Regions from separate parts of the Mus musculus genome. Here region 1 is linked to region 2. A link is a loop called in an ENCODE intact Hi-C map of the cell type or tissue named here. Cell type or tissue: gastrocnemius. All regions are shown on one strand. Each heading gives the region's core, and the rest is flanking DNA. Links, peaks and the distances in the headings are about the cores only. Region 1 has its middle 5.2 kb from the start of Mir7678. Region 2 overlaps Stk4 (serine/threonine kinase 4).

What was found. Hi-C counts contacts between places; a loop is a spot of excess contacts. Peaks named below come from ENCODE experiments on the same cell type or tissue, not always from the same donor. Only the 100,000 strongest peaks of a DNase experiment are listed, where the experiment ranks them.
Region 1: it touches region 2 in a loop (5-fold over the local background); 16 of 42 quality-filtered maps call a loop at or near these places.

The regions. Positions count from the first base shown.
Region 1 is chr2:164,346,944-164,351,339 of GRCm38, reverse strand. No RefSeq gene overlaps it. Among named protein-coding and RNA genes, the nearest start is that of Mir7678, 5.2 kb to the left of the region's middle. In gastrocnemius, for the core only: a CTCF peak has its summit at 2,150 (motif pointing right); a DNase peak (open chromatin) is centred at 2,129.
Region 2 is chr2:164,124,157-164,128,552 of GRCm38, reverse strand. All of the region lies in intron 10 of Stk4 (serine/threonine kinase 4), which reads right to left. Among named protein-coding and RNA genes, the nearest start is that of Kcns1, 45 kb to the left of the region's middle. In gastrocnemius, for the core only: a CTCF peak has its summit at 1,761; a DNase peak (open chromatin) is centred at 1,764; H3K27ac peaks cover 229 bases.

The DNA of each region.
Region 1 (4,396 bases), core at 186-4,185, 220 kb before region 2:
CAATGGGTTGTTCTCTGTAAACGTTGCTGAAGACGACACCCACACAACTCAACGAACATGGAGAAGTCAGGCTGGTGCCTACGTGGAGCCTTTAACTGTATATTCCAGTGTCTTCAGTGTGAGCAGGCAACCAAAAGAGGAATACAAACACCAGCCCAGCCACAAAACCTTTGACCTACAATCCATCCCTGGGGTAGGCGTAGGAGTAAATGGTTTTGCACGGAGTAAGGATTATCCCTGCGTTATCCAGGGGTCATTTCTCTGTGCTCACATCTTGTTTCAATCCGGACACGGCGTTGTAGTGCTTAGGTCAAGAATCTCCCTACTCAAGTTTGTGTAAACAATTCTTACCGTTTATTCTCTGCCTTGTCAGTGGGCAGAGGAGAGAATGGCGTGGAAAGTTCCATCAGCCAGAAAAGGAGAGAGAGCGAGCGAGGGAGATTCAAGTCGGCCACGGGGAGAAGGTCCGAGGAGACACCGTGGGAAGAAACATCTGAAGCGGAGGGAGCCAGAACAATATTAACATATCATGGGACCGGAGCCGGGAGGTAACCAGATTAGCATAAGGGGTTAAGGTAGATCATTAAACTGCTGAGGTATTGCCGTGACGCTTGAAATACATCTTGGTTTCTCTGTGTGGTTATTGGGGACTAGCAAAGGTAAAGAAATACAGCTGCTGGTTTAATTCACTGATTACACTTGTATTAAAACGATACATTTTACAGATAGTATTTAATTTTAAAGGCCACAGACCTTTGTCTTTTTCTCTCATACTGATGGACACTTATCTTGATCCCGTGCCTCCTGCTGTAATAAATACGTGTGTATTCAGCTCTTCTCCACACTGACTTTGTATCAGTTTCCACACATACAGAAAGCGAGGATCACTGGACTTTATGATAGCTCGATTTTTAACTTTTATTTTTATTTTTTTGAGTATGTGAACAATGGGTGCTCTTTCTTCCTTCCTTCCTTCCTTCCTTCCTTCCTTCCTTCCTTCCTTCCTCCCTCCCTCCCTCCCTCCCTCCCTCCCTCCCTCCCTCCCTCCCTCCCTCTCTCTCTCTCTCTCTTTCTTTCTTTCTTTCTTTCTTTCTTTCTTCCTTTCTTTCGAAACAGAGTCTCACTCTGCACCCCAGGCTGGCATGGGACTCGAACTCATGAAGATTTATATGTTTCTGCCTCTCAAGTGCTGTGATTACAGGAGTGTGCCTGCCCATCTGACTTTGTGTGGTTTCGACTTTTGGACAGCTCTGAATAAAGTTTTCCAAACCAGGCATAGCGATTTACATCTTCATCAGTGCCATGCTCGGGGTTGCTGTATTTCCCACATCCTTACCAATGTTTGGCTCGTCGTTTTGCCAGCAGTCACTCCCATGGATGTGCAGTGGGGCTGGTGTTCTACTCTGCGAACCCATAGCCATTAGTGCCAGTGGATACTTTCTTCATAGATTTGCTGACCATTTATATATCTTTCTTGGAAATATACACGATCAGATATCTTGTTTATGTTTAACTTTTGTTGAGGGAAGGGAAAGGAAGGGTTTATTCTGCTTACATGTCTTGGTTCATAGTTCATCACAAAGGGAAGCCAGGACAGAAACCCAAAGCAGGGAAGTAGGGACTGAAGCAGAGATCATGGAGGAATGATGCTTACTGGCTTGTTCTCCATGGTTTTCTCAGCTTGGCTTTTTCAACAATCAAGGTCCAGCTGTCCAAGGGTGGCGCCTTCCACAGTGACCTGGGCCCTCCCACATCGATCATGAATCAATAAAGTATTCCACAGACTTGCCAATAAGATAGAGGCATCTTCTCGATTGGAGTTTTTCTCTTCCCATGTGGCTCTATGTTGTTCCAAGTTAACAGAAAATGGACCCTTTGTCAAATTGATGTGCAGACACATCACTGTTAAACCATAACCTTTCCTTTCTTGCTTATGCCCAAGTTCTCGTGTTAATAATATTACATTGTATATTACATTTTAAAATACAGTCCCAAACCAGGCTGTTTCGGTCGGCCCGCAACAACTGTTGAGTCATTTAAATTGTTCATGTGCTTGAATATCAACCTCTCATTGGATATATGATTTATAAATATTTTCTCTCTGTTGCTGTATAGGCCTCAGACTGTAAATTTAAGTGTGGCCAGCAGAGGGCTCCATTGTGCAAAGAAGGACCAGTACTTGGGTGAAGATGGCTCTGCTTAACATCAGGCTCTTTATCCATACAGGCTCAGCAACAGAGTTAACCATGTATGGGAATGGGTCCATAGGTTACACTGACCCATTTACCTCAATGGCCAAAACTGGTAGTGCCCAACTTTTGAGTACCTTAGTAAAGGAATTACTCTAAAATTTTCTTTCTTTCTTTCTTTCTTTCTTTCTTTCTTTCTTTCTTTCTTTCTTTCTTTCTTCCTTCCTTCCTTCCTTCCTTCCTTCCTTTCCCTTTTTAACAATTTTTAAAATGTTATATTATTTGCTATTTCCTTTCATACTTATGTTTAATCTTGCTCACACTTTTCATTAATGGGCAATATTGTGACTCTACCTCACTGTTTTATTTGGTCTTATTTTCTTTCTTTTCTTTCTTTCTCTCTCTCTCCCTCCCTCCCTCCCTCCCTCCCTCCCTCCCTCCCTCTTTCTTTCTTTCTTTCTTTCTTTCTTTCTTTCTTTCTTTCTTTCTTTCTTTCTTTCTTTCTTATTAGATATTTTCTTTATATACATTTCAAATGTTATCCCGAAAGTTCCCTATACCCTCCCTCCACCCTGCTCCCCTACCCATCCACTCCCACTTCTTGGCCCTGGCGTTCCCCTGTACTGGGGCATATAAAGTTTGCAATACCAAGGGGTCTCTTTTCCCAGTGATGGCCGACTAGGACATCTTCTGCTACATATGCAGTTAGAGATACGAGCTCTGGGGGTACTGGTTAGTTCATATTGTTGTTCCACCTATAGGGATGCAGACCCCTTCAGCTCCTTGGGTGCTTTCTCCAGGTTCTCCATTGGGGGCCCTGTGTTCCATCTTATAGATGACTGTGAGCATCCACTTCTGTATTTGCCAGGCACTGGCATAGCCTTATATGAGACAGCTATAACAGGGTCCCTTCAGCAAAATCTTTCTGGCATATGCAATAGTGTTTGGGTTTGGTGGCTGATTATGGGATGGATCCCCAGGTAGGGTAGTCTCTGGATAGTCCATCCTTTCGTCTTAGCTCCAAACTTTGTCTCTGTAACTCCTTTCATGGGTATTTTGTTCCCTATTCTAAGGAGGAATGAAGTATCCACCCATTGGTCTTCCCTCTTCTTGATTTTCTTGTGTTTTCCAAATTGTATCTTGGGTGTTCTATGTTTCTGGGCTGTTTTTATTTTCATGTTGCAAGTGTTTCATCTGCATGTATATAAGTGCACTGCTTGTGTCCAATATCTATAGAGGCCAGAAGAGGGTGCCAAAATACCTAAAACTGGAGTTACAGGTGGCTGTGAGCTGTCATTTACTCTCTCTCAATCTCTCTCTCTCTCTCTCTCTCTCTCTCTCTCTCTCTCTCTCTGTGTGTGTGTGTGTGTGTAAGAGAACCTGGTTTTTCTGTAAGTGGAGGGAGTGCTCTTAACTGCTGAGAGCCCCCTTTCTACTGAGACAGATCTCACTGTATATCTCTGGCTAGCCTAGAACTTGCTATGTAGACCACATGGCCTTGAACTCATACAGATCCACCTTCTGAGAATAAAGGCCAGTGCCCCTATATTTGGCTTTTTCACTGGTCTTTAAAAATTAAGTAGTCCTGTTTTATTTTTTTCTTGTCTTGTCTTTTCTCTTCTTCCTCTTCCACCACCTCCTCCTCCTCTTCTCCCCCCTCTTCCTTCTTCTGTTTTTTTGGGACAGGGTATCTCTGTGTTGCCCTGGCTGTCTTGGAATTCACAGGCCAGGCTCCCGTTTGTATTTATTTCCTTCTCACATCTATCTAATTTTGTTTTTTAAAAGTTTTTTCATTATTTGGGTTTTCTTTTTATTAAATGTTTTTTAATTGAAATAGAATTGTATCACTTCTCCCTCCCTTTTCTCTCTCAAGCTCATCTCAGTCACCCGCCCTGAACGCTTCCCAGGCTTCTCACCTTCCAATTGATATCCTCTTTATCTTTGACTATACTCATCACACACAGGCACACACATACCCAAAATATATACATGTGTATGTACAAATATGTGAGTCATGTGGTCACCCATGGATTCCAGTCAAACCAGCAATTGTTGGCCCATTAAAATGTATTATTTATAAGGGCCAACTGTTATTTGGATGTATAGCTATAAGTCATTAAAGGAATCAGATAATTTGTTTATAAGTCTATTGTTTTCAGATAAAGCAGAGCTAGTAAAATTTGTTAGAGTCCAGTCCCCCCTCTCTC
Region 2 (4,396 bases), core at 99-4,098:
CCCTAACCTGTGATACCACAACCTGGCAGGCTGAAGCAAGAGGATTGCCATGAGTCTAAGGCTAGCCTGGGTTAGAGTGAAACCCTGCCTCAAAAATGCAGAAGCAAACAAGCAAACAAACAAGCAAACACCCCTAAAAACTAAAGCCAGAACTATCACATGATCCACCCTGCGTCCACTTCTGGGTATATACCTAGGAGGCGTATATCACGCCTTGTACATCAGCACTTACTGCTGCACCATCCATGCCAGCCCAGATAAGAGCCAGCCAGGCATCCAGAACCAGAACCAACACAAGCATAGATACAAAACATGGAGGAATGAAGCTAGGCATTTGTGGGGACAGACTGACTGTCGGGCCAATGAGTCGGCCTCAGAAGGACAGATACGGAGATGCAGGAAGGACTTTAGAGCAAGAGTGTAACCTAGAGGACCTGATGGGATGAAAGAGGGGAAGGCAAAAAGAGGACTACTTGGTGGGGAGGGGGAGGGGGAGCAGCCAGAGTGGAAGGGAAGAAGGGAGCACAACAAAGGGGGGACAGAACCAAGGAGAAGGGTGCATGTGTGACAATCTCACACTAGGACCTGCAGGACTGCTCAGTGGGCAAAGGGGCTGGCTGCCATGCCTGGAGACCTGAGTTCCCATCCCAGAACACACATGGTAAATGAGAGACTACTCCCTTCATTTGTCCTCTGACTGCACAAGTGCTGCATACACATATAAACACAATTTTTTTTAAAAAAAAAGAAAATATCACAGTAGATTGCATTTCTTTGTATACTAACCAAAAATTAATTTTTAAAGAAATAGAAGAAAAAAAAACTTTAAAAAAATCATTAGTCATGTTTGTAGAATGGCAGGGGACCAAATAGTTATTTTGGAAAAATAGCAAATAAAGGGGAAAGTCTAACATAAATTCTGTCTTTCCTACATCAATTACAGCTGGGAATATCTCCATCATTGATGGAATGTTTGCTGTTTGAGGACCTTCATATGATAAATGGAGAAGTGGTCAGATATCACCATCTTGTATCTTTGAGTTAAATGGCACTTAGGCAACTGTCAACCCCCAGAGGAAGAACACATATGTACTATGAGATGTCTCTGCCAAAATGCTGAAGGCTCGATAGCCCCAGCTGCAGTTCCTCAGTTCTAGCCCATGGCGTTGTCTCTCAGCATCTCTGTAAGGTCAAACCATCTCTCTAGTCCTAAGACCTCACCTGCCTGCCTTCACTGTGCTGACACTTGGACTGGGGGCACAAATCAAGGATTGGAGGTATGAGTGCTAATCTTACTATCAGTCAATAAACGAGACCACGCAAGCATTACCAGTTACTCTGTTCTTCATGGTTACAAACTACAGTTAAAAGATAAAATAACATGCCTCAAAAAAAAAAAAAAATTACAACCCATTCCTTCCGGATATTCTCAGATGAAGTGGGGAAAGTATTAATTTAATTACAGTAAAGCAGCACCCAGGATGAAATGGGAGGGTTTGTAACTAAAATCAATGGCTGTCTTAAGGAAAGCACTTGCACAATCGAGCTGGGAGCTCAATCGGCTGCTTTTTCCATGGAACATCAATTGCACTTGAAGAAACATTAACAAACTGTGGTTAGGCAGACTCGGGCACTGGCAGACATTTCCTTTAAAAATGAAAAAGTGAGTCTGGTGCTTAAAACAGCTGACAGTGTTTGCTGCCAACGGTAATTTCAAGCAAAACTTAGCCTGATTCTGCCACAGTGAGTCTGACAGCTCCCCCTACAGACGCTCCGTGCTGAGACTGGTTACAGTGGCAAGGAGTGCAATCTTCGTACGCTGTATAATAAAATGCCAACGCTTTGGCAGGTCTCCGTGACTCACTAAACCAATGATTTCCAGATGACCAAGCCACGGTGTCATAAAGCCTGCAAACCTTCTATGCAAACGCAGATGGTTTCCATAGGCGTACGGGAGCTCACTGAGTCTCAGATTCTATAGCTTACCTTTAAGGGACCACCACTGATGGGGCGGAAGAGCTGGCTCAGCAGCCAGAAGCACTTGTGGGTCTTTCAGAGGACCCAAGTTCAAGTCCCAGCACCAAAGTCAAGCAGTTCACAACCACCTGTAATTCCAGGTCCTGAAGACCCAACACCCTCTCCTACCTCTGCCTACGCCTGCACCCGCAATCACATACGTACACACATACACATATGCGTGGAACTAAAAATAAAAAATCTCTTTCAAAAGTAAAAAAATCCCGCATACACAGTTGAAGAAAAATATCTGCAAGCTATTAAGCAAAAATATCTGAACAAGCTACTGAGGTCCACCTCCCTCTTCCAATGGCACAGCTTTGTTTGGCCCAACATTCTTCACACAGAACAACGTCTGACAGACTGAATGCCAATGCTCATATAGTAATCTAGCTGTCTCCCACTCACACGGATTTGAAAACAAGCTCACACTGTCACTGGGACACATTTTTGTTATAGAATGGAATATTATTTTTTCATAAAAAAACTTTATTAATGCATAACAAATTTACCACTATTTTAAATGAACCAATAAGTCATTTTATTCTGCTTTAGAATAAGAAGAGATTCTTAAAATTGGGGTTTGGGGGTAGAGGGTACTTCAAATTAAGGGCCTTGCCTCTGCTAAGCAAGGGGGCTAAAACTGAGGTTTAATCTTATCTGTTTTAGTTTCGAATTTTGTCAAGTATTAACAGATACAACCCACACAACATTTCAGGAGTGAGGTAGAAGCCTAGTGTATTGGGAATTCCATGAAATCTACACGGGTGACACTAGAGCAGACTCCTAGAGTGGACATGGATTCTCTGTTACCTGGCAAAGTCCCCAATGGAGGGACTGGGACACCAACCTACAGTTTGTCATGCCTGCAGGATGTGCTGGGGCAGGAGCCTAGCATAATCATCATCAATGAAACCAGAGACTTCATGCAGCAACTGATGGGAGCGGATGCAGGATCCCACAGCCGCACATTAGATGGAGCTGGGGAAGGGGGGGAGGACTGGAGGAGCCAGAGGGATCAAGGACACTGTAACAACTGAGAACCACAGAACCAATGAGAGAGACCCAAGTGAGCTCACCGACATCAGGGAGCCTGAATGGCTCTGACCTAGGTCCTTAGCATATATGCTGTAGTTGTGTAGCTTGGTGTTATTGTGGGAGCCCTAACAGTGAGAGCCAGGCTGTCTGACTCTCTTGCCTGCCTTTGGGACCCTTTTTTCCTACTGGGTTGCCTTATCCAGCTTTGACTTGAGAATATGTGCCTGGTCTTACTGTAGCTTGTTATGCCATATTTGGTCCATGTCCCTGGAAGGGAGGGGAGGGGAAGGGAGGGGAGGAGGATGGGGTGGATCCCGGGAGAGTTGGGAAGTGGGGGGTTGGAGAGAGGAGGGAGGAAAAACTGCACACACATGTGCAGTATATATATATATATATATATATATATATATATATATATATATATATATGTGATCAGTCTATCAAATCTATTCATTTAGAGAACCCCAATTAATACAGCAACCAAATGCCACACAATAATCTTGTTGGGGTTCTAAAACAAACTTTGAAAGGCATTATTGGAGAAAACTAAACAGTAAATAGTACTTTATGACATTAAATAAATATTGTTTTTAATTTTAAAGGTATCTTGAGTTACTGTATTAAAGGAGTCTTTAAATCTTTTTATATAAAGATCTTCTATTATTCTTACACACACATACACACATCTGTAAAATATTTAGAGATAATATAATATATACCTGCCTTGATTTACTTGACACAAGCCAAGGATGAGAGATGGAGAATGGGGGATGAAGGGCTCAACAAGAGTAAACTGGCTGCTGTAACTAGATCATGACAGTACTCACTAGATTTTATCTTACCTCAGAGACTGGTGTGTTTAAGAAAATGAGCTAACTTTTAAAATTCTTTCTGAAGAAGGTAGAAAATAAGCTCAAACACAATGCTTTAGAATATTCTTTGATCTCCATAAAACAGCAGATAAAGGCTTAAATTGCACATTACCTGGGTTCCCAGAAAACACCACAATGTGCCTTTGACAGTATTAAGTACGGATACCCAAAGCATCTCTGCCACAAAGTCACTGAGACAATGCTAAGTCTCGCTCCCAGCCAGTGTCTGATTTCTAAGGCGTATACAGAGTTAAAGCAAACTGTGAAACTTGATGAAGACCCGGTGAGCGACAATCCTGTAAAGTCTCCCATAAAACCCCAGAGAAATCTCAATTCACCATCAGGGTCAGTGCCCTGATCTAGATAAAAATGGCTAAGCTAAAGTTTCAAAACATCCTTGGGGAAAACTCAGGACTAAAATTTATCTTCCTATTCTACAAATAGCCAATTACTGGCTTCTAATTATCTAG